Regions from separate parts of the Homo sapiens genome. Here region 2 is linked to region 1. Evidence: read pairs that join two places in POLR2A ChIA-PET (ENCODE). Cell type or tissue: OCI-LY7. All regions are shown on one strand. Each heading gives the region's core, and the rest is flanking DNA. Links, peaks and the distances in the headings are about the cores only.

Region 1 (11,877 bases), core at 2,156-10,155:
CGCCTTAATGAGGGGCAATAGGTTGGAATCAGGGATCAGGTTGTTCATTATAAACAAGCAATTCAGTAGGGCTTAAGTGAAGGTTGTTGGGGAAAAGAAGTTCAAGATGGTGATGTTCCAAACTATGACAAGCCCAGCCAAAGAGTTAATCCTGAGAGCTACATGAGCCATCTCCAGGTTTTAAGTGAGAAGATTTGGTATTCTTGACAGAAGCTGTCAGGAATACCCTGTGAGGGCTGCTTATCTCCATTCCTGGGACTTTCCCTGGATGCTTTTGGCACAAGGGCAGCAGCTGCTATTGCTGACTGCTGGAAAACAGGGTCTCACTGGCATGGAATTCGGGTGACTGTAATTACGGATAATGGGTCTCAATTTGCCTGTCAGGAATTTGCACAGTTGGCTCTATCCCTGGAATTTGAATACTTTACATCCTGCTTATGCATCAAAGTCAGACAGCAGAAGAAGCAGAAGTCACCGGGGTTTCCCATCTACTCAGTCAGCTGGCCTTGGAAATGGCCGTGGACCTCTTAAAAGCAGTGGCCATTCCCATGGAGGGAGTTTTTCCTAACCAAGCCCACCCCCACAGAAAAGGCTTAGAGCCGCTCTCAGGCACCAGGTCTGGGAAGCTAAGGAAGGAGGACTTGCTGTTACAGTGATCCCACGGTGTTTTCCTGGGGTCCATGGCAGCTTGGAAGGACTGTGTCCACTCACATCCTGGTCTTTAACTCAGGCTGACACACCCTCACCCCTTACTGCCTGTAGCCAATTTTTAAAAAGAAACAAAAAAAGAGGAGGAAGCACTTGCTTCACTACTACTTTGCTCCTTCCTTCCTTCCTTCCTTCCTTCCTTCCTTCCTTCCTTCCTTCCTTCCTTCCTTCCTTTCCCTCCCTCCGTCCCTCCGTCCCTCCCTCCCTCCCTCCTTCCTTCCTTCCTTCCTTCTTTCCTTTTTCTTTCTTTTGAGACAGGGTCTGGCTTTGTCGCCTAGGCTGGAGGGCACTGGCATGATCTCAGCTCACTGCAGCCTCAACCTCACGTGCTCAAGTGACCCCCCACCTCAGCCTCCCAAGTAGCTGGGACTACAGGTGTGTGCCACCGTGCCCAGCTAATTTTTGTATTTTTGGTAAAGACAGGGTTTCGTCATGTTGCCCAGGCTGGTCTCGAACTCCAGAGCTCAAGAGATCCACCCACCTCAGCCTCCCAAGATTACAGGTGTGGGCCACTGTGCCTGGCCACTACTGCTTTCGTTCTTCATGGCCCACTCTAGTCAAGAGTCAACAACTTTATTTATTTATTTATTTATTTATTTAGCGATGAGATTTCACTATGTTGCCCAGGCTGGTGTCAAACTTCTGGGCTCAACTAATCCTCCTGCCTCAGCTTCCCAAGTAACTGGGATTACAGGCACATTTCACTGTGTCCAGCTCAATTTTGTTTTTTATCCTTCTAGTTTTGCCTTCTGTTCTTGTCATAGCACTGACTTCTCTATGTATTTATTTAATATTTATTGATATAGTACTTGACGACATTATAAATGCTTTACATATATTGACTCAAAATTATTCCTCCTAGGCCAGGCGAGGTGGCTCACACCTGTAATCCTAGCACTTTGGGAGGCTGAGGCGGGCGGATCACGAGGTCAGGAGATCGAGACCATCCTGGCTAACACGGAGAAACCCCGTCTCTACTAAAAATACAAAAACTTAGGCAGGCGTGGTGGTGGGTGCCTGTAGTCCCAGCTGCTCAGGAGGCTGAGGCAGAAGAGTGGTGTGAACCCGGGAGGCGGAGCTTGCAGTGAGCCGAGATTGTGCCACTGCACTCCAGCCTGGGCGACAGAGTGAGACTCCGTCTCAAAAAAAAAAAAAAAAAAATTTTTCCTCCTAACACATGTATGTGATAAGTACAGACAAGGAAGCGATTATATCCATTTCACAGATGAGAAAGTGAGACAGACAGTAGTGGAGCTCAGATCTGAACAAGGTAGTATTACTCCAAAGTCTATGCCAAACTACACTTCAACTGCATACATTTCAGTTTGTCTCTCCACATGTGAGATGATTCTTTACTGAGCACTTTAATTTGTGCTAGACACTTTCCATCTGTGATCTCCTCTGTTCCTCATGGCAACCCAAAAGATAGACACAGATAAGAGAACCAAGTCACAGTGATTTATGCAACTTCTACAAGATTATTCCGTTAGTAAATGGGGAGTTGCCAGCCACTAAGGGAGCTCTTTATCTCCAGTTCCTACTGCTTCCCCAAATACCTGACTTCTGTTTATTGCTTGATCCTCTCCTATACTGACTGTTTTGGGTATTCTCACAGCCAGAGTCAGTCCCTGAGACCCAACCACCATTGTACTTAGACATACCCAAGTCTCCACTCAAAGGGAGCATAGAACATTCTGCCACAATTTCAGAGGAATGAAATTTAAACTTTCAGTCTATTCTGCGAGGCTACATTCTCACTGTTTCAAAGGATCCCTTAATAAAAATAGCTATAACAATAATATTTGCAAGTTATTAATGCTTTTTAATGTGCCAGACACCTTATATAGAATATTTCTAACCATCATGACACCCTAAATGTAAATATTATTGCTGTTTTACAGATTGGGAAACAGAGGTTCAAAGAGGTTTAAATAACTTGCCCATGATCATACCATTATTCAGATATTGGCCGGGCGCGGTGGCTCACGGCTGTAATCCCAGCATATTGGGAGGCCCAGGCAGGCAGATCATGAGGTCAGGAGATCGAGACCATCCTGGCTAACGCGGTGAAACCCCGTCTCTGCTAAAAAAATACAAAAAATTAGCTGGGCATGGTGGCGAGAGCCTGTAGTCCCAGCTACTCGGGAGGCTGAGGCAGGAGAATGGCTTGAACCCAGGAGGTGGAGCTTGCAGTGAGCTGAGATTGCACCACTGCGCTCCTGGGCGACAGTGGGAGACTCCGTCTCAAAAATAAATAAATAAATAAAAATAAAAATAAAAATAAAAATAGCTATAACAATGATATTTTCAAGTTATTAATGCTTTTTAATGTACCAGACAATTTATACAGAATATTTCTAACCATCATGACAACCCTAAAAGTAAATATTATTGCTGTTTTACAGATTGGGAAACAGAGTTTCAAAGAGGTTTAAATAACTTGCCTATGATCATACAATTATTCAGATATGCTAACCCCAAAATCTATCCTCTCTCTTTTTCTTTTTTTGAGACAGAGTCTCGCTCTGTCACCCAGGCTGGAGAGCATGATCTCTGCTCACTGTAACCTCGACCTCCTGGGTTCAAGTGATTCTCCTGCCTCTGCCTCCTGAGTAGCTGGGATTACAGGCAGGCAGCACCACGCCTGGCTAATTTTTGTATTTTTAGTAGAGATGGGGTTTCACCATGTTGGCCAGGCTGGCCTCGAACTCCTGACCTCAGGTGATCCGCCCACTTTGGCCTCCCAAAGTGCTAGGATTACAAGCATTAGCCACTGTGCCCGGCTGTACTTTTTCTACTGCACTTGGCTTCTTCTCATGTGAGCAAGATTCAGGACAAGTCTTTCCAAGGGCTTGGAGAAAATATAGAAGGTGGAAGAGAATAGGTTTCAGCTTGGGTCAGTGGGATATTTCTTTTTTTTTTACTTCCTTTTTCTCTACTTCCTATCATCCCTTCTTTTCTTCCTTTTTTCAGTTAATAAAAAATGACACAATTAATAACAAAGCTAGCAGAAGCCCTAGACTTGGCTCCTTGCCATATTTAAAAACCAAGTTCCACCCATATACAATTATGACTGCTGACAATAAAGTCCCAACCCAGAATGAATCAGCACAGAGAAAAATCAAAAGAGGGCAGGGCTGGGGCTTGGTACTCAGAGTTAGCCCCAAAGTTATGAGTCAGAGACTTCTCAGAATAACCTCCCTGCCAAATTAATCCCAGGCCAGGGCTTGCCAAGGTGCAGCTGGTTTCACAAATTCCAGTGGACTAAAGTGGACTTCCCTGGGGGAAAAGGGCAGTGCTAATGTGCCAGAGAGAGACAGACTGGATAGGTGAGTGGTATTATGGTCATTGACCAAACTACCAAACTTCATTCTACTCTAGCAGAAACAATCCTAAGGCCACATAGATGGAAATGCACCTGTTCAATTCTGCTCATCACTGTATTCAAGAACTCAGGAAAGATGTGTATAATGCATCCAAAATGAAGGGACATATTTATTTATATTGTTAAATAATATCTGCAACATGAACTAGCCAAAAATAAAATATCGATGCAATTAGTGCATGCTGTACTAAAAACAATGATATCGGTTTGTAGAGGCTTAAACCAAATAGAAAAGTCTTGTCAAAAGTGTCTCCTTGGTCCAGGTTTGCTCCATCTTCTCTAGGTCAACCTCTTTCTCTGAATCTGAACTTCATGAGTAAATACTGTAGTCGGGGAGGGTCAGGATCACCTTGTACTGCAAACCCAGACAGACCTAGGCTCCTGTAGGTCTCAATAATCTGCATTTATTTCTTTCAAAAGACAAACCAGAAATGTTCCCCTCACCCAGATCCTCCTAGAGAAAGAAAAAGAAGTTGTGCATTCATGCTATATGAAAAGAGAACAGGAATTTAGAATCATAAAGACCTGGAAAAAGGCCGAGCGTGGTGGCTCACACCTGTAATTCCAGCACTTTGGGAGGCCGAGGCGGGTGGATCACTTGAGGTCAGAAGTTCAAGACTAGCTAGGCCAACATGGTGAAACCCTGTCTGTACTAAAAATACAAAAAAATTAGCTGGGCCTGGTGGTGGGTGCCTGTAATCCCAGCTACTTGAGAGACTGAGGCAGAAAAGTTGCTTGAACCCAGGAGGCAAAAGTTGCGGTGAGCTGAGATCACACCACTGCACTCCAGCCTGGGAGACAGAGCAAGACTTTGTCTCAAAAAAAAAAAAAAAGACCTGGAAATGAACTGAGCATGATGGCTCATACCTGTAATCTCAGCATTTTGGGAAGCCAAGGCAGGAGGATCACTTGAAGCCAGGAGTTCAAGACTAGCATGGAAAGTATAGTTGAGACCCCAACTCTACAAAAAAAAAAAAAAAAAAAATAGAATAAAATTAGCTAGGCATGATTGCATTCCTGTGGTCCCAACTATTGGGGAGACTGAGGTGGGAGGATTGCTTGAGCCCAGGAGATCAAGGCTGCAGTGAGCCATGATTGCACTATTGCATTCCAGCCTGGGGGCAGAGTGAGACTGTCTTGAAAAAAAAAAAAATCTGGAAATGAGTTCCCCAACTCTAAGACTTCCCTGCTGCTTGGGCTTTGAACAGCGTATTCATCTATAAGATGGAGAAAACAAGACTTACACTTAACTGTTGTTAGGAAGATTAAATGAGAAAATACATACTAAAGTGCACAAGCCAGTGTTTGACTCATGGTTAATTGTATCTTGGTCGCCCAATCTCCTGGGCGGACCTGAACTTCTTTCTGTATTTGAAAGTCCTTTTGAGAGGTCTAGAGTCATCTATTCTTTCTAACATAGGATTCATTGATCAGAAATTCACAGAAGGGCGTCCTGAGACACTGTGTATTCCAGAAACGGAAATGGGCAATTCAATTATTCTTTTATTCAATAAAAATGATTAAGTACTTATTCTGTGTTAGGGACTGAACCAGGAGCTAGAGATAGATAAATGAGGTGTGGGTCTCATTTAGAGTGGAACACAGACAAATAAGACTGTTGTGAGGTATATGAAGGCAAAAACAGGGTGCTGAACACATCTCAGGAAGAGCGTCCAGATAGAATTCTCAGGAACTGTGTGAGGGGTGTGTGTGTTGCTGTTTGGAAGTAAGGCCTGGTGGGAAGTGGGGCAGATGGGAGCCAGAAAGGGCAAGCAGGAGTAGACCGGTAAAGGAGGGTGAGGATCACTCTGCCAGCAGAGACAACAGCATATGCGCAGGCTCATGATGGGAAATCGCCTTTGGTTCTGACAGGCAGGCCATAGGGATTGTACTGCGGAAGACAGGGCTGAAACAGAGGCTGGAGAGTTGGACAGGGGTCAGATCACAAAGGGTCTGGGTGGCTAAGCTATGTGATTTGGGTTTAAACATGACATATATGGAGAATCTTTGAAGGATTCCAAGCAGCAGGGTAACATGATCAGATTTGCTTTTTTTTTTTTTTTTAAGACGGAGTCTCGCTCTGTCGCCCACGTTGGAGTGCAGTGGAGCAATCTCGGCTCACTGCAACCTCCGCCTCCCAGGTTCAAGCATTTCTCCCACCTCAGCCTCCTGAGTAGCTGAGACTACAGGCACCCACCACCATGCCTGGCTAATTTTTTGTATTTTAGTAGAGACGGGAACTCCTAGCTCAGGCCATCCACCCACCTCGGCCTCCCAAAGTGCAAGGATTACAGGCATGAGCCACCGTGCCCGGCCCAGATTTGCTTTTCTAATTTTATTTATTTATTTGCTTAGAGACAGGGTCTTGCTCTGTTGCCCAGGTAGAGTGCAGTGGCATGATCATAGCTCACTGCAGCCTTGAACTCTTGGGTTCAAGCAATTCTCCCACCTCAGCCTCCTGAGTAGCTAGGACTACAGGCATGTGCCACCATGCCCCGCTAATTTTTTTAATTTTTTGTAGAGATGGGGATCTCACAATGTTGCCTAGGCTGGTCTCAAACTCTGGGGCCCAAGTGATCCTCCCACCTTGGCCTCCCAAAGTGATGACACTCCAGGCATGAGCCACCATGCCTGGCCCAGATTTGCTTTTTAAAATTGCCATGAAAATTTGTGTCCACAGATTTGACTTATTTTTATGAACTCATGATAATACCCAACTTCCTTTCCTTCCATGTAAAGAAAAAGTAACATCTTCAAAAATTAAAATTGTCCAAGTACCTCGTGTTAGGTGGAATTTGGGTTTTATTTGCTGTAGGGAGTGGGGAAGGTTGGACTTGAATAGGAATATTGACACTGAGACTTACTGATTTGCTCTTCTTTTACCTGCAGAGCCAAATCAATGGTACTCATGCTACGAACAGGAGCTATGGTATTTTTACCAAATCTGGAGACAGTGATCTTCACTTTGAAAAACAGGTTCTGAGAAGCCCCTCAGAAGTGAGAAAGGCTGTAACCTAACCTCGAAATTTATTAGCAGAAGCAGGTAATGACCACGAAGTCTCGCCGTTAAGGCACACCAGTGCTTGCCTTCTATTTCTGGCTCTAACCAAAGCTGTCAGCTTCTCACTTTCAAAAAAACTTAGTTCACTTCATGAAAAAAATATATATACATGATTGTGAGAAGTCTACAGAAGTCCCCTGAAAATCCAGTGACCTCATTTTTGGTAGCTCTGTAATATTTGTGAACATTTGTTTTTCAGCACTGTCACTACTTTTGGTCAAATTTACTGTCAGGGTTTTTGAGTTTCAAGGGCAGTTTGTCTTAACCAGTTTCTCCATTTATTGGAAGATCTGTCTCTGTAACCTAAATACAACACTCTCACTCATACTAAAAAATCCAACCAGCCCCAACCACAGGCAAGATCTGGAAAGCAGAACTGGAAAGTGGATTAAAAGAAAAAGCCCAAACTTTTTGTGTTGCAGTCCTTTATTGCCTTCATTCGCTGGACAACTTTCCTAATGTGACATTTGTCTTGGCCGATGAAGTGTCACATACTAAGCAGGTGATAAGTGGCATAACTCAATGGAAGTATTTGGGAAAGTAAGTCAGAGGCAAGTGACAAGCTGGAATGTATGTAACTGTCAGCACAGACAGGCCAAGGGCCCAAAATAAAAGCTATTTTTCCTCTCTGACTTGGCAACCCTGCTTGAAGTTAGGTTTAGGCTCGCTTTTTAAATCAGTCTGTGTGTGTGTGTGTGTGTGTGTGTGTGTGTGTGTGTGTGTGTGTGTGTTATGACTGCCATCTTCCTATTGCTGAATACCTACAGAAGAAAACCAGAAGGTAGTGGTGTACTTAAAAATGAAAAGAGGCGCGAGGCGTGGTGGCACACACTTGTAATCCCAGCACTTTCGGAGGCCGAGGCAGGCGGATCACTTGATGTCAGGAGTTCGAGACCAGCCTGGCCAGCAAGACGAAACCCTGTTTCTACTAAAAATACAAAATTTAGTCGGGCGTGGTGGTATGCACCTGCAGTCCCAGCTACTCAGGAGGCTGAGGCAGGAGAATCGCTTGAACCCGGGAACTGGAGGTTGCAGTGAGCTGAGATTGCACCACTGCACTCCAGCCTCGGTGTTGCAGCGAGACTCTGCCAAAAAAGGAAAGAAAGAAAGAAGGAAGGAAGGAGAGAAAGAAAGAAAGAAAGAGAGAGAGAAAGAAAGAAAAGAAAAGAGAAAGAGAAAGAAAGAGAAGGAAGAAAGAAAGAGAGGGAAGAAAGAAAGAAATAGAGAAGGAAGAAAGAAAGGGGAAAGATGGGGATCCTTAGAAGAAAAAACAAAGAGAAGTGAAGCAGATTTCCAAAGAGACCTGATATGCACTTCAGGAGACCAGCTAAAATTACCCCAGTTAAAGAGTGTCTTGTGTCACAAGCTTTGTCCCTAAGGTATGCTGAGGCCAAGTCCTCCCAACGTGGAGCTCTATCATAGCCCAGCTGGGAATTATCCACCCACCGGGGTCTGTGGGTCAAGACTTAAGTGCATTAGCAGAAGGCATCTTCAAGCTGATGTGATGGAGACCCATCAAATCTGAATCAAAGCCAAAAAGGGAAAGAAAACAAAATTAAGTAGCTCTTTCATAAACTTCAATAAGGTTTCACAAATTGAGACACAAGATGTGAGATGTTAAAAACATTCTCCCAGTGCTTTTCTCGGACTGAATGAGTTTCTGCATTTAGGCAGTTTTGGCATTTGCAAAGTGCTTGCTTTGTGTGAAAGGAAGTGAATGTGAGGATAAAGAAGTAGAGGAGAGAGGTGAAGGACCAGCTTCTATCCTGTCTCTGTTTCCAGGCGTCTTGATGTAGAGCTCTACTTAACTGTGAGAGCAGCTCCCAAATAAAAGTGGGACTCAGCACTATATTCCTATAAGTTGGTGACTGATTGGACTCTTCTCAATAAATCAATAATGGGCTTCATGGAGGTGGTGTTCTTGAGCCAGCCTTTAAGGTTTGTGGAATTTGCCAGGCAGAGATGCTGTGGATGGATCTTCTAGGTAGAGGGAAACATATGAATAGGGGCAGGACAGAAGGAAACCAGAGAACACATTCTGGGCACATAGAGCTGTAGAGTCAGAAGAACATGGCATCAGTCTGGATACTTGGGGCAGGGCAGATTTAGGTGTCAGAGGTTGTCAGCCCAAGAGGTGACCCTTTACTGAAGGATGGAACATAGGAAAAGGAATGGATTTGGGAAGGAAGGTGATTAAGAAGGGCATCTGTTGGTTTTGCTTGCCTGGCATCAATCCTACTTGCTTCTGGCCACAGTATGTCAATTTTCTTCTAAGCAAAGGGCCTTCGCCACATTCTCAGTTCACGTAGTTCAGGTGTAAATGACACTCTCTTTGGCTCAGTGGGTGAACACATGACCTGGGCCTAACTCATCTTAGGCCCTCAGGCATGGCTCTATAATTTTTATATAGAATTGCTTATTAATTCAAGTATAATAGTGGGAGGATAGAAATTTAAGCTAAGTCTGCATATTAATTTATGTAAAATTAGGAAATCACTGAAGGATAGGGGAATGATAAAGATTATGGGGAAACCTTTTTTTTTATTTTTATCTTTTTATTTTGAGACAGAGTCTCACTCTGTTGCCCAGGCTGAAGTGCGGTGGCTCAATCTTGGCTCACTGCAACCTCCACCTCCCAGGTTCAAGCGATTCTCCTGCCTCAGCCTCCCAAATAGCTGAGACTACAGGCATGTACCACCATGCCTGGCTAATTTTTTTATTTTTAGTAGAGACGGGGTTTCACCATGTTAGCCAGGCCAGTCTCAAACTCCTGACCTCAAGCAGTTCGCTTGCCTCAGCCTCCCAAAGTGCTGGGATTACAGGCATGAGCCACTGCACCCGGCCAAGGAACCAACACTTCTTCAATGACCTCCCTACAGTGCTATAGTGACGTACGGATGGATATATGATCAAAGCTGGGCCAATGAAAGACAGCCCTGAGACTTTTGATGCAGTAGTAGAAAGTTTAGTACAATTGCTGCCTACAGTAATATTGGTAATAGACTTTGTTTTGTTTAGAGATGGCGTCTCGCTCTGTTGCCCAGGCTGGAGTACAGTGGCGCCATCTCAGCTCACCGCAACCTCTGCCTCCTGGGTTCAAGCAATTCTCCTGCCTCAGCCTCCTAAGTAGCTGGGATTACAGGCAAACACCACCGCACCCAGCTAATTTTTGTACTTTTTGTAGAGACGGGGTTGTGCCATGTTGGCCAGGCTGGTCTCAAACTCCCAGCCTCAAGTGATCTACTCGCCTCGGCCTCCCAAAGTGCTGAGATTACAGGAATGAGCCACCATGCCCAGCCAGTAGTAGACTTTTGATAAAAGATACAGAAACTCTCATTTCATTTTGGGGTAGGGAGTTGATAAAATGGGGAATCGAAGCTTCTGATGATCATCTTGTCACTATGAGAGAGAAGGTTTCTGAGAAAGAAACCAAGATAGAGGAGAGCACAACCAGGAGAAGGCAATGGGGAAAGATGAAGAAGGTGTTGGGGAGAGACAGATTCCTAACGGCATCATTGGGTCATCTGGAACCAGACTTGCTTGAAATCTTTCTCTGGACTTAAATTTCCCTTTTGGTTTTTTTCTTGAGCCAATGGACTAAAAGAGTCTTAATGAATACAAAGATGTTGGTTTGGGACATACATATTTAAGTTACTGGAAGTCATCGAGGCAGTCAAAAAAGTAGAATTAGTGCTTTGAACACTATATCGAGTGCCCTGAGCACTGAGATAAATATCTGAGAGTCATTCACATGGTTAAAACAATAATAAGGGGCAATATTTATTATATTTTTTGCTTTGTGCCAGATATTGTTCTAAAGAGCTTTATATGTATTCTCTCATTCCACCTCACAGCAGCCATGTCAGTTAAATACTTTTATTATTTCTATTTTACAGGTAAGGACACTAACAGACACACAGGAGAGGCTTAGTAATTTGCTGTGGTGGCCAGACTCCACGATGGTCCTGGTGAGATCCGCTTCCTGGTATTCATGTCTTTATTTCATCCTCTCCCCTTGAGTGTGGACTGGACTTAGTGACTTCCTTCTTTTTTTTTTTTGAGACAGAGTCTCACTCTGTCACCCAGGCTGGAGTGCAGTGGTGCGATCTCGGCTCACTGCAAGCTCTGCCTCCCGGGTTCATGCCATTCTCCTGCCTCAGCCTCCTGACCAGCTGGGACTACAGGTGCCCACCACCATGCCCAGCTAATTTTTTGTATTTTTGTCGAGACGGGGTTTCACCATGTTAGCCAGGATGGTCTCGATCTCCTGACCTCGTGATCCGCCCGCCTCGGCCTCCCAAAGTGCTAGGATTACAGGTGTGAGCCACTGCGCCCGGCCGTGACTTCCTTCTAATGAATAGAGTAAGGCAGAAGTGATGGTATGTGACCTGGAAACTAGATCATAAATACAGTGTGGCTTCTACTCTTATTTCTCTGTTTCTCTGGCTTCTTTCTCTCAGATCACTCACTCTGGCAGAAACCATGTTATAATCAGCGCTGTGAAATGGCTCATGAGGTGAGAAACCGAAGGTTCCTTTAGTTAAGGGAATAAGCTTGGAAGTAGATCTTCCAATTCCAGTTCTGGTGGGGACTAGAACTTTACTGACAGTTTCACTGCTTCCTCATGAGAGACCCTGAGCCAGAACCACACCACTAAGCCATTCCTGATATCTGGTTCTCAGCAACAGTGTGAAATAACAAATGTTTGTTTGAGTCTAAGCTG
Region 2 (11,877 bases), core at 2,336-10,335, 92 kb after region 1:
ACATTCTAAATCCCCCCCTTTGTTTAAAAATATACACTTTTTTCTATTTATTTTGATTTAGTTGTAGAAGTGCCATGGTTGGTGAGCAACTTGGTATTGCTAGAGTTGTGATGGCAGCAGGAAATAAAGGTATAGATAGTGATTTGGGACTAGGGAGTTTGGCTTTAATGTGAAGAAAGCAAGAAGTCCTTGGAAAGATTTGACCAGAGAATTGACACATACTATATTGAAGTTGTGGGGCAGTTGAACCTTGTGATAACGTGGAAGATAGTTATGCTTAGAGGCAAAGACAACAGCAGGGAATAGGTCCAGGAGTGAGGACAACGACTTGGGCAGCAGGGGTGGATAAGGAGACAGTGTGGAGGTAAACGAAATAGGATTTGTTGGGAGGCAATGTAGGCAGTGAAGGAGAAGGAAATGGTTTTATGAGAGCTTGAGGTGAGACCGTTAATGAGGATAAAGGACAACGAATGAGCATGTAGAAGATGGATTCAGTGCAGAACATCCAAGGGGACTAGGATGTCTAGCAGGCACTTGGCAATTAGGTTATGGAGCTTAGAAAAGACTTTAGGGCTAGAGACTCAAAGTTGAGAGTGGTTTGCCTATAAGCAATAGTTGAAACTGAGAGAATGGGATGGAAAGATATTTGTTGGATGCGAGGACAATCTGGAATTAGCTGGTCTGGCCAAGTAAACATGCCTTTTCGTCTTCCCCGCTTTGCCCAGCCCTTCTTTTTCTTTTTCTTTTTTTTTTTTTTTTTTGAGACAGAGTCTCGCTGTGTTGTCCAGGCTTTCCAGCCCTTCTTAAAGCTCTAGTCCAGGCTCTGATGAAGAGGATTGAATTTAAAATTCATCACACATTGTTAAACATTATATAAATAAATGGTGTGCTCTTAAAGGCAGCATAAATATCTGGGTTTCACCAAGGAAGGAATGGGAAAATGGGTTAAACTTAAAAAAGTGAATGTGTAGTCAGAAAATGACAGAGCTACTGATTTGCTTTTTAAAATAATAAATTTAGGCCGGGTGTGGCGGCTCACACCTGTAATCCCGGCACTTTGGGAGGCCGAGGCCAGGAGATCACAAGGTCAAGAGATTGAGACCATCCTGGCCAACATGATGAAACTCCATCTCTACCAAAAATACAAAAATTAGCTGGGCGTGGTGGTGCGCACCTGTAATCCCAGCTACTTGGGAGGCTGAGGCAGGAGAATCTCTTGAACCGGGGAGGTGGAGGTTGTAGTGAGCTGAGATTGCACCAGTGCATTCCAGCCTGGTGACAGAGTGAGATTCCATCTCAAAATAAATAAATAAATAAATCTGTTATTATTATTATTTTAAAATAAGAGTTCTTCAGCAAAATGGATAGGATATGGACCTGGATTTGATTTTTAACTCCTTTTTTAAAAAAAAATTTTATTTTAGGTTTGGGGATACATGTTAAGGTTTGCTACACAGATAAACACATGTCACGGGTGTTTGTTTTACATATTATTACATCACCCAGGTATTAAGTTCAGTACATAATAGTTATCTTTTCTGCTCCTCTCCCTCCTCCCCCACCCCCAAATAGACCCCAGTGTCTGTTGTTTCCTTCTTTGTGTTAGTAAGTTCTTATCATTTAGCTTCCACTTACAAGTGAGAACATGGCAGTATTTGATTTTCTGTTCTTGTGTTAATTTGCTGAGGATAATAGCCTCCAGCTTCATCCATGTTCCCAGAGAAGACATGATCTCATTCTTTTTAATGGCTATGTAATATTTCAAGATGTATATGTACCACATTTTCTTTATCCAGTCTGTCATTGATGGGCATTTATGTTGATTCCTTGTCTTTGCTGTTGTGAACAGTGCTGCAGTGAGCATTTGTGTGCATGTGTCTTTATGGTAGAATGATTTATAATCCTCTGGGTATATACTCAATAATGGGATTGCTGGGTTGAATGGTAGTTCTGCTTTTAGCTCTTTGAGGAATCGCTATACTGCTTTCCACAATGGTTGAACTAATTTACCAACTCACCAGCAGTGTATAAGGGTTCCTTTTCCCTGCAACCTTGCCAGCATCTGCTGTTTTTTTGACTTTTTAATAATAGCCATTCTGAGTTGTGTGAGTTGATGTCTTATTGTGGTTTTGATTTGCATTTCTCTAATGATCACTGATATTGAGCTTTTTTTTCATATGCTTGTTGGCTACATGTATGTCTTCTTTTGAGAAGTGTATGTTCATGTCATTTGCTCACTTTTTAATAGGGTTGTTTGTTTTTCTTTTGTAATTTAAGTTCCTTGTAGATGCTGGATATTAGACCTTTGTCACATGCATAGTTTGCAAATATTTTCTCCCATTCTGTAGATTGTCTACTCTGTTGACAGTTTGTTTTGCTGTGCAGAAGTTCTTAAGCTTAATTAGATCCCATTTATCAATTTTTCCTTTTTTTCGTGATTGCTTTTGGTGTCTTTGTCATGAAATCTTTGCCCGTTCCTAAGTCCAGGATGATATCACCTAGGTTATCTTCCAGGGTTTTTATAGATTTGGGTTTTACATTTAAGTCTTTAATCCATCTTGAGTTAATTTTTATACAGAATGTAAGGAAGGGGTCCAGCTTCAAACTTGTACATATGGTTAGCCTGTTATCCCAGCACCATTTATTGAATAGGGAGTCTTTTCCCTATTGCTTGTTTTTGTCACCTTTGTCAAAGATCAGATGGTCGTAGATGTGTGACCTTATTTCTGGGCTCTCTATTTTGTTCCATTGGTTTGTGTGCCTGTTTTGTACCAGTACCATGCTGTTTTGGTCACTGTAGCCTTTAGTATAGTTTGAAATTGAGTAACGTGATTCTTCCAGCTTTGTTCTTTTTGCTAAGGATTGCCTTGGCTATTCAGGCTTTTTTTTTTTTTTTCTGAAAAGAAAAAAGAAAACTTTTTTCCTCAGGTTCCATATAATTAAAAAAATTTTTTTTTCTAGTTCTGTGAAGAATGTCGTTGGTAGTTTAATAGAAATAACATTGGATCTGTAAATTGCTTTGGGCAGTATACCCATTTTAATGATATTGATTCTTCCTATCCATGAGCATGGATGTTTTTCCATTTGTTTGTGTCTTGTCTGATTTCTTTGAGCAGTATTTTATAATTCTTCTTGTATAGATCTTTCACCTCCCTGGTTAGCTGTATTCCTAGGTATTTTATTTTATGTTATTTTATGTTGTTTTATTTTATTTATGGCAGTTGTGAATGGGATTGCCTTTCTGATTTGGCTCTCGATTTGGTTGCTGTTGGTATATAGGAATGCTAGTGATTTTTGTACATTGATTTTTATATCCTGCAACTTTGCTGAAGTTGTTTATCAGCTGAAGGAGCTTTTGGGCCAAGACTATGGGGTTTTGTAGATACAGAATCATGTCATCTGCAAATAGAGATAGTTTGACTTCCTTTCTTCCTACTTGGGTGCCCTTTACTTCTTTCTCTTGCCTGATTGCTCTGGCTAGGATTTCCAATACTATGTTGAATAGAAGTGGTGAGAGAGGGCGTCTTTGTCTTGTACCGGTTTTCAAGGGGGAATGCTTTTGCCCATTCAGTATGATGTTGGCTGTGGATTTGTCATAGGTGGCTCTTACTATTTTGAGGTATGTTCCTTCAATACCTAGTTTATTGAGAGTTTTTAACCTAAAGCGATGTTGAGTTTTATCAAAAGCCTTTTCTGTATCTATTGAGATAATCATGTGGTTTTTATTAGTCTGTTTATGTGATGAATCACATTGATTGATTTTTGTATGTTGAACCAACTTGCAACTGGGGATGAAGCTTACTTGATCATGGTGGATTAGCTTTTTGATGTGCTGTTGGATTTGTTTTGCAAGTATTTTATTGAGGATTTTTGCACTGATATTCATCAAGGATATTGGCCTGAAGTTTTCTCTTTTTTTGTAGTATTTCTGCTAGGTTTTGGTATCAAGATGATGCTGGCCTCATAGAGTGAGTTGGGAGAAGTCCTTCCTCCTCAATTTTTTGTAATAGTTTCTGTAAGAATGGTACCAGCTCTTCTTTGTACATCTAGTAGAATTAGGCTGTGAATCCATCAGGTCCTAGGCCTTTTTTGGTTGGTATGCTTTTATTACTGATTCAATTTTGGAGCTCATTATTGGTCTGTTTAGGGAATAAATTTATTCCTTGCTCAGTCTGGGTGGGGGTGTATGTGTCCAGGAATTTATCCATCTCTTCTAGTTTTTCTAGTTTGTGTGGGTAGAGGTGTTTGTAGTAGTTTCTCATGATTGTTTTTATTTCTATGGAGTCAGTAGTAACATTCCCTGCGTCACTTCTAATTGTGTTTATTTGGATCTTCTCTCTTTTCTTCTTAATTAGTTTAGCGATCTTTTGAATGATTTTTCATGTCTTGATTTCCTTCAGTTCAGCTCTGATTTTTGTTATTTCTCTTCTTCTGCTAGCTTTGGGGTTGATTTGTTCTTCTCTAATTCTTTCAGTTGTGAGATTAGGTTGTTAATTTGAGATCTTTCTTTTTCGTGTGGGCATTTGGTGCTATGAATTTTCCTCTTAACACCACCTTAGCTGTGTCCCAGAGATTCTGTTATGTTGTATCTTTGTTCTCATTATTTTCAAATAACTTCTGGATTTCTGCCTTAATTTCATTATTTACCTAAAAGTCATTCAGGAGCATGTTCTTATTTTCCATGTAATTGGATGGTTTTGAGTGATTTTCATTGTGTTGACTCCTATTTTCATTGCGCTGTGGTCTGAGTGTGTGTTTGGTATGATTTGGTTTCTTTTACTTTTGTGAGGATTGTTTTATGTCCAATTATATGGTTGATTTTAGAGTATGTGCCATGTCGTGATGAGAAGAATGTATATTCTGTTGCTTTTGGTTGGAGACTTCTGTAAAAGGTCTGTCAGATCCATTTGGTTCAACGCTAAGTTTAGGTCCTGAATATCTTTGTTTATTTTCTGGCTCAGTCTGTCTAATACTGTCAGTGGAGTGTTGAAGTCTCCCACTATTATTGTGTGGGGAGTCCATGTCTCTTTGTAGGTCTCTAAGAACTTGCTTTATGACTCTGGGTGCTCCTCTGTTGGGTGCATATATATTTAAGATAGTTAGGTCTTCTTGTTGAATTGAACCCTTTACCATTATCCCATGCCCTTCCTTGTCTTTTTTGATCCTTGTTGGTTTGGAGTCTGTTTTGTTTGAAATTAGGATTGCAACCTTTTTTGTGTTTCCCATTGCTTGGTAGATTGTGTTTCCCATTTGCTTGGTAGATTTTTCTCCATCCCTTTATTTTGAGCCTAGGAGTTTCACTATGAGTGAGATGGGTCTCTTGAAGACAGCATACCATTGGGTCTTGCTTTTTTATCCTTGCCACTTTGTGCCTTTTAAGTGGGGGCATTTAGCCTGTTTACATTCAAGATTAGTAATGGTGTGTCTGGATTTGATCCTGTCATTGTGCTGTTAGCTGGTTATTATGTTGGCTTGTTTGTGTGGTTGATTTACAGTGATACTGGTGTCTGTGTTTAAGTGTGTTTTTGTATTAACTGGTAGCGGTCTTTCTTTTGTATATTTAGTGCTCCTTTCAAGATATCTTTTAAGGGCAGGTCTGGTGGTAATGAAGTCTCTCGACATTTGCTTTCCTGAAAAGGATCTTATTTCTCTTTTGCTTCGGAAGTTTAGTTTGGCTGGATATGAAATTCTTGAAGATTTTTTTAAAGAATGTTGAATATAGGCCCCCAGTCTCTTCTGGCTTGTAGGGTTTCTGCTGAGAGATCCACTGTTAGCCTGATGGGGATCCCTTTGCAGGTGACCTGCTCTTTTTCCCTAACTGCCTTTAACATTTATTCTTTAATTTTCATCTTGGAAAATCTGACAATTATGTGTCTTGAGGATAATCTTCATGTGTAGAATATTGCAGGAGTTCTTTGTATTTTCTGGATTTGACTGTTGGCCTCTCTAGCAAAGTTGGGAAAGTTTTTGTGGATGATACCCTGAAACATATTTTCTAAGTTGTTGGCGTTCTCCCCTTGCCTTTGAGGGATGCCAGTGATTTGTAGTTTTGTCCTCTTTACATAATTTCTCGGAGGTTTTGTTCATTCCTTTTTATTCTTTTGTCTTTATTTCCGTCTGTCTTATTTCAGAAAACAAGTCTTCAAGTTCTGAAATTCTTTCCTTAGCTTTGGTTTATTCTGCTGTTAATTCTTGTGATTGTATTGTGAAATTCTTGTAGTGTGATATTCAGCTCTGTCAGATCCCTTAGGGTTTTTTTTTTTTTTTAAATACTGGTTATTTCATCCTTCAGCTCCTGTATCACTTTATTATGATTCTTATTTTCCTTGGGTTGGGTTTTGTCATCATCCCGAATCTCAATGATCTTTGTTCCTATCCATATTCAGAATTATATTTCTGTCATTGCAGCCCATTTGGCCTGGTTAAGAACTGTTGTTGGAGAACTGGTACAGTCATTTGAAGGACATATGACACTCTGGCCATTTGAGTTACTAGAGTTCTTGTGTTGGTTATTTCTCGTCAGTGTGTGTGGGTATTACTTTAACTGCAGTGTAGATTGAGTATGGTCAATAGACTTCTTTACTGCATGTTTTCACTGAGTTGAGGTTTTGTGTAGGGTGTTTATTTGAAGCTGACTTCTTGTTTCTGGTTTCAGAGGGGAGGGTATGTCAGGTATCTTTGGTGTTAAAGCTTTGGGGTATGATCCAGCAGGTGGCTCTTAGGCTTATTGGACAGCTGGTGGACTAAACAGTTGTTCAGTTGTGTGGCTCCCCTATGTTTCCTCACAGTTGTAGCCATGTTCCCTCTCAGTGTCCTGAAAGTATGGGTTTCTCTGCCCCTTGAGTGCTGGCTGTAGTTCATGACATCCAGTACAGCTCTGGGGAGATCTCAGTATTTATGTTCCTCCCCCAGCTTACAGGCTGCAGAGGGAGAGATCTTATTAGTGGTTTTGGCCAAGGGTTGTTTGCTTGATTCCTGGGGGCTCCACCTCAGAGAGATGCAGGTGAGCAGTTGCTTAGTGCAGTCAGCCCAGGATGGAGGGTCAGTGCTGCGGGCCCAAGCCAGGGGTTGGTTCCCTGTCTGGTGATGAGCCGTCAGAGGTGTGTGGGACCTGTGGGAGATGGACTGGCCTCCTCTCCTTGAGTTTACTGCAGCTTGTTGGAGTGTGGATAAAGCACTTAATGTCTTTGCTCCTTCATCAGACCGAGGGTGGCAAGGGCAGTTCCACAGTAGAGTCAGTGGCCGAGAGGCTTTTAGTTGCCACTAGAGGCTCTGTCCAGGGAGTTGCTGAGTTGGTGCTAGCTGAGTAGCTCTGGTTGGGGGTGGCTGGAGCCCCAGGCTTGGAGGACCTGCCCTGTGAGGAGATATGGGATCAGCCACCCACGTAACAGTGGGGCCACTTTTCCCTAGGGCTGCTGTGGTATACTTGAGGCCTGCAGCAGTCCCTGGTCACCTCAGATTTTCCAGAATCTGGAGGTGTTACCAGTGAAGACTGTGAAACAGCAAAGATGGCTGCCTGTCCTTCCCTCTGGGAACTTTGTCCCAGGGAGGAATGACCTGTTGCTGGTCCAAAGGCACCTATAGGAAGTGGCTGGAGACTCCAGTTGGGAGGTCCCCCAGTGAGGAGGAGCAGGATCAGGACTGCTTAAAAAAGCAGTCTGGCCACATTTTGGTAGAGCATGTGTGCTGTGCTGGGGGTCCACTTCAGCCCTCGGTTGCCTCAGACACTCTGAAGCTCTAAGGCTGGAACAGCTGAGTCACCCAAACAGCAAAGATGGTAGCCACCCCTTCCTCCGGAAGCTTTGTTCCAGGGGAACTTCAGATCTCTGTTGGCTGGAGAGCTTGGGTGGGGGTGGCTGGAGGCCCAGGTTGGGAGGTCCTACCCAGTGAAGAGGAATGGGATTGGGCACCTGCTTAAAGCAACAGCCTGGCCACGTTTGGGTAGAGCAGCTGTGCTGTGCTGTGCTGGGGCATCCCTTCTGTTCTGGGTCAGCACAGATTCTCCAAAGCACAAAGGCTGGAATGGCAAAGATGGTGGCCCACCTCTTCCCCTAGGAGCTCCTTCTTAGGGAGGTGCAGTGCCACTACTGGCAGCTGGCTAGAATTCCAAGCCAGTGGGTCTTATCTTGTGGGCTGCCATGGAAGTGGGTCCTGTGGGCTCTTGCTGGTCAGTCCCCTGGATTCAGCCTCTTTCCTAGGGGTATTTACAGGAGTCTAACCTCCCACCCTGCTGGAGGTACAGCTACTTTTGCCAGAAAGCCCAAGTATCTAAGGCTCCAGGGTCTTCACGCATGCCAAGACTCCACATGGCTCTGTTGGTCAGACTGAAGACTGCAGGCCCTGGTGGAGTGGGTTCACAAGGCGATCTCTTAACCTGAAGTTTGCAAAGGTCTGTGGGAGAAGCATAGTTTCTGGGGATCGCTCATTCACTCACTGCTTCCCTGAGTCGGGGAGGAACCCCTGGCTCCGTGTTGCTCCCAGGTGCGCTGTTTTCCTGCCTTGCTTTTCTCTGTTCTCTGTGGGTCAAGTTGTTTCCTTGATTAATCCCAATGAGAGTACCTGGATGTTTCAGTTGAAGGTGTTGTATTTACTCACCCTTTCTGTTCCTCTCTGTGAGAGTCACACACACTAGCTGCCTCTAGTCGGCTCTGTTGGCCACTCCCTAGCCGTTTAAACTGTTTAAAAAAAAATCTTATCGTGATGTAATTCACATGCTATATAACTTACCCATTTAAAGTGTACAGTTATTTTAGTATATCCAGAGAGTTGTTCAACTGTCACTGTGATCAATTTTGAATCTTTTCATCACCCCAGAACGAGACTTTGCACACCTTAGTTGTTATCTTGACCCAAATTTCGTAACTGTTTTGAGTTACTCACTGAAGATCATTTGGTCTCTTAACAGGCAGCAAGAAATTGATCCAGATTATCTCCTTTCTCGATCTGTCGTCTTACTGACAGATTTTTAGGCACCAAAAATCACAATTCCTTTCTGTGTATGCTACTTTAAGATAGATTTCTTGTCTTCTGTGAGTTCATTTGGGAGTTTCAGTGAAGGACCTGGGTGTTTTGATGGAAGTACATGGTTTATGTGTATCCATATTAAATTTCATCTTGGTGTATTGGGCCTCTCATGTCTGTCCTTGGTACATCCTTTTAGCCTTTTAGGACTTCTGGATCTTCAGTCTGCCTTTTAATGTATTAATGTTCTTAGTGAACCTAATATGGTCTGTATATTTGATCATTTGATCATTAGATTTTTTTTTTAAGTCATTGGCAAATGTGTTAATTAGAATTAGGCAGAGTGGGAGTGGGGAAGAGTTGGCGTTGCCTGTACAAAATCTCGTTTCTTGTAGATATTTATGAATTACTCATTTTGCTTTGTTTACAGAACCATTATAGGGTTGAGGATGGCAACAGTGGGACACGAGGCATATTCTCCCCCTCCCACAGTGCTTCTCTAAATTCCTAGATTTCACCTAGAAGCACAGACAAAAGCATGAGCGGCGGGAGGGGAATTTTAGTCACACTCTTTATACTTATAGCCACCATGACGTCTCAACTCACATTTCTTCAGTTTGTTCACAGCAATAACATAGGGGATTTGGGCATAGGTTTTACTCAAATTCAGACACAGTGTTTTTAGTTTTCCTTAGTCTCTGTTACCAATCCCTTGGATGATAAAATTTATTTTAAAAAAAGAACTGTGGTGTGTCTTCTTGAAGGTATATGCTGAGCTTTTAGATTATTGCTTCCCTTTCAAAGGCGCACAGTCCATCCCTTTAACAATTTGTGTCTGACACCGAGATAAAACTCAATAGATTACAGATTGTTGAATCTAGCTTCTTACTGCAAACTACTGTAATCCCTTTGTAATCTTCCATCTGTTTTATTCTTAAATAATCTTCTTCTGGGACTTAGGATGTATCTCTTTCTAGCCTGGGACTAACTCCTTTAAGTCAGATAGTGTGACTTATTTATTCTATGTTATGTACCCTGAAGTTCATTCTCATTGATTGAAAAGGAGGACATAAAATAGAAAAAGCACTCTTTTATATACTTTCACACATCACCACTCTGAGCCTTAAGTCTTAGATCTTCCTTATTTGTCTTGCTGCAAACATAATTAGAAAATCAGAAAAGCTCTTTTTTGTAGTCCATGGCATTTTTCCAAGGTACAGTTCAGTTTTGGAGTAAAGAATCATACCCTTTCTGGCTTTCCACTCTAAACTTCTGCAAATTCATTCTTCTTCTTGTAAGCAAAATCAGAGGTGTTTAATTGTTTAGTCACTTGGATATATACACTGAACATTTTTAGTTAAACAGACCTTTCTGCTTTGAATTGAGGATGACTGTTAATAAGGTGTTAGAAATGAAAATCAATCCTGACTTCTTCTTCTTAATCAGAATCCAAATAATAAGGACTGCACTGCTGCAGTCTCTATGGGGACACCCACTGCTCTCACTTTTCTGTTTTCTTCTTTTTAAAAAATTTTATTTTTTAATTTAATTTTATTTTTTTACTGTTCCTTGCAGAGCAGGGCTACCCCAAAGGCAGTGTTCCCAGAGTAGCCCACTTTCTGTTTTTTTTTTTTTTTTTGAGACAGAGTCTTGCTCTGTCGCCCGGGCTGGAGTGCAGTGGCGCAATCTTGGCTCACTGCAAACTGTGGCCTCCCGGGTTCACACCATTCTTCTGCCTCAGCCTCCCGAGTAGCTGGGACTACAGGCGCCCGCCACCACGCTTGGCTAATTTTTTATATTTTTAGTAGAGATGGGGTTTCACCGTGTTAGCCAGGATGGTCTTGATCCACTTTCTATTTCCTTATAGCTCATGTTGACAGCTTTTCTCTCCAACATGGGTCTACTCATCTCATGTAAAATTATTACTATACGTTCTTGTTGAGATCATGAACCTTCTCTAAAAATTTCATGAGGTTGTGGATTTGGAGAAGTATTCCTCAGTCCATTCAATACAATAACAGTAATGACTATAGTTTATTATCTACTGTGAGTCAGGCACCAACTGTAGCGAGACATTCTAGTTACGTTTTCTTGTATACTTCCCCACAGTGTTACAAAGAGGACATGATCCCCTTTTTTCTGATCAGTAACTTGAACCTGTAAAGTGAAGGTTGAATGAATTGCCCCAGACCTCATAGAAATAATATATTCTGCATTTGTATTTTTAAATCAGTTTTTAAAAAGTAACACATCTAAAATAGTAAGAGGCATGTCTAAAATTCTAGTGTAGGTCTGTTTAACACCACAGTGAGTGCTGCTTTTTTTTGGTGATTGAGGGCCTACCGTAATATATCATTGTGGCAGCTTCTTTGGAAGATAAGAAATTATCCACCAGAAATAAAGAGGACACATTCTCTTTTAAGGAAAACACCATCTCGGCTTTTAAACACTTTTCTTTTTTAAAGGGTGAAGGAAGCCATGGAGATTTCTTAAGAAGAGAGACACTTCCTACCTTTCTTTTGGGAAGCACTGTACTGATTCTGTTCAGCAGTGTACAGAATTGGAGCCATAGTAGAAGGAGGTGGAGATTGGAGAGCGCCTAGCTCAGCACCCTTGGCGACTAGTTGTAGCCCTGACTCCTTGGAGTGATCTGTATGTCACTCTGTATTTGGACACAGCTGTTTCCTCGGGTTGCATGGTAACAAACCAAATAATTTGCCTTTAGGCTCTTTTGCTTACTATGTCTGTCATCTTTTACACAACTGAAGCCTTTGGTGGAGAAGGATTTTGAGTTGACTACATTGCTTAATTGTAATGACTATTCTGTTTGACCTTTCTAAGCCAGAGCTTCACGAAGAGAGATTTGAATGTTTGCTCCGTAGAAGTAGGTCTCTTCCAGGGGTGAGGCACTGTCTT

What was found. Peaks named below come from ENCODE experiments on the same cell type or tissue, not always from the same donor. Only the 100,000 strongest peaks of a DNase experiment are listed, where the experiment ranks them.
Region 2: POLR2A ChIA-PET joins it to region 1 with 12 read pairs; 6 of 35 experiments call an interaction of 5 or more read pairs at or near these places.

What each region holds. Positions count from the first base shown.
Region 1 is chr15:85,354,285-85,366,161 of GRCh38, forward strand. No RefSeq gene overlaps it. Among named protein-coding and RNA genes, the nearest start is that of MIR7706, 20 kb to the right of the region's middle. In OCI-LY7, for the core only: no CTCF peak of the experiment used is centred there; no DNase peak of the experiment used is centred there.
Region 2 is chr15:85,445,968-85,457,844 of GRCh38, forward strand. The region is part of intron 1 of AKAP13 (A-kinase anchoring protein 13); the gene reads left to right. Among named protein-coding and RNA genes, the nearest start is that of AKAP13, 71 kb to the left of the region's middle. RefSeq lists enhancers at 6,824-6,893, 7,054-7,173, 7,764-8,311, 8,312-8,858. In OCI-LY7, for the core only: a CTCF peak has its summit at 7,260; a DNase peak (open chromatin) is centred at 6,694; H3K4me3 peaks cover 492 bases; H3K27ac peaks cover 2,538 bases.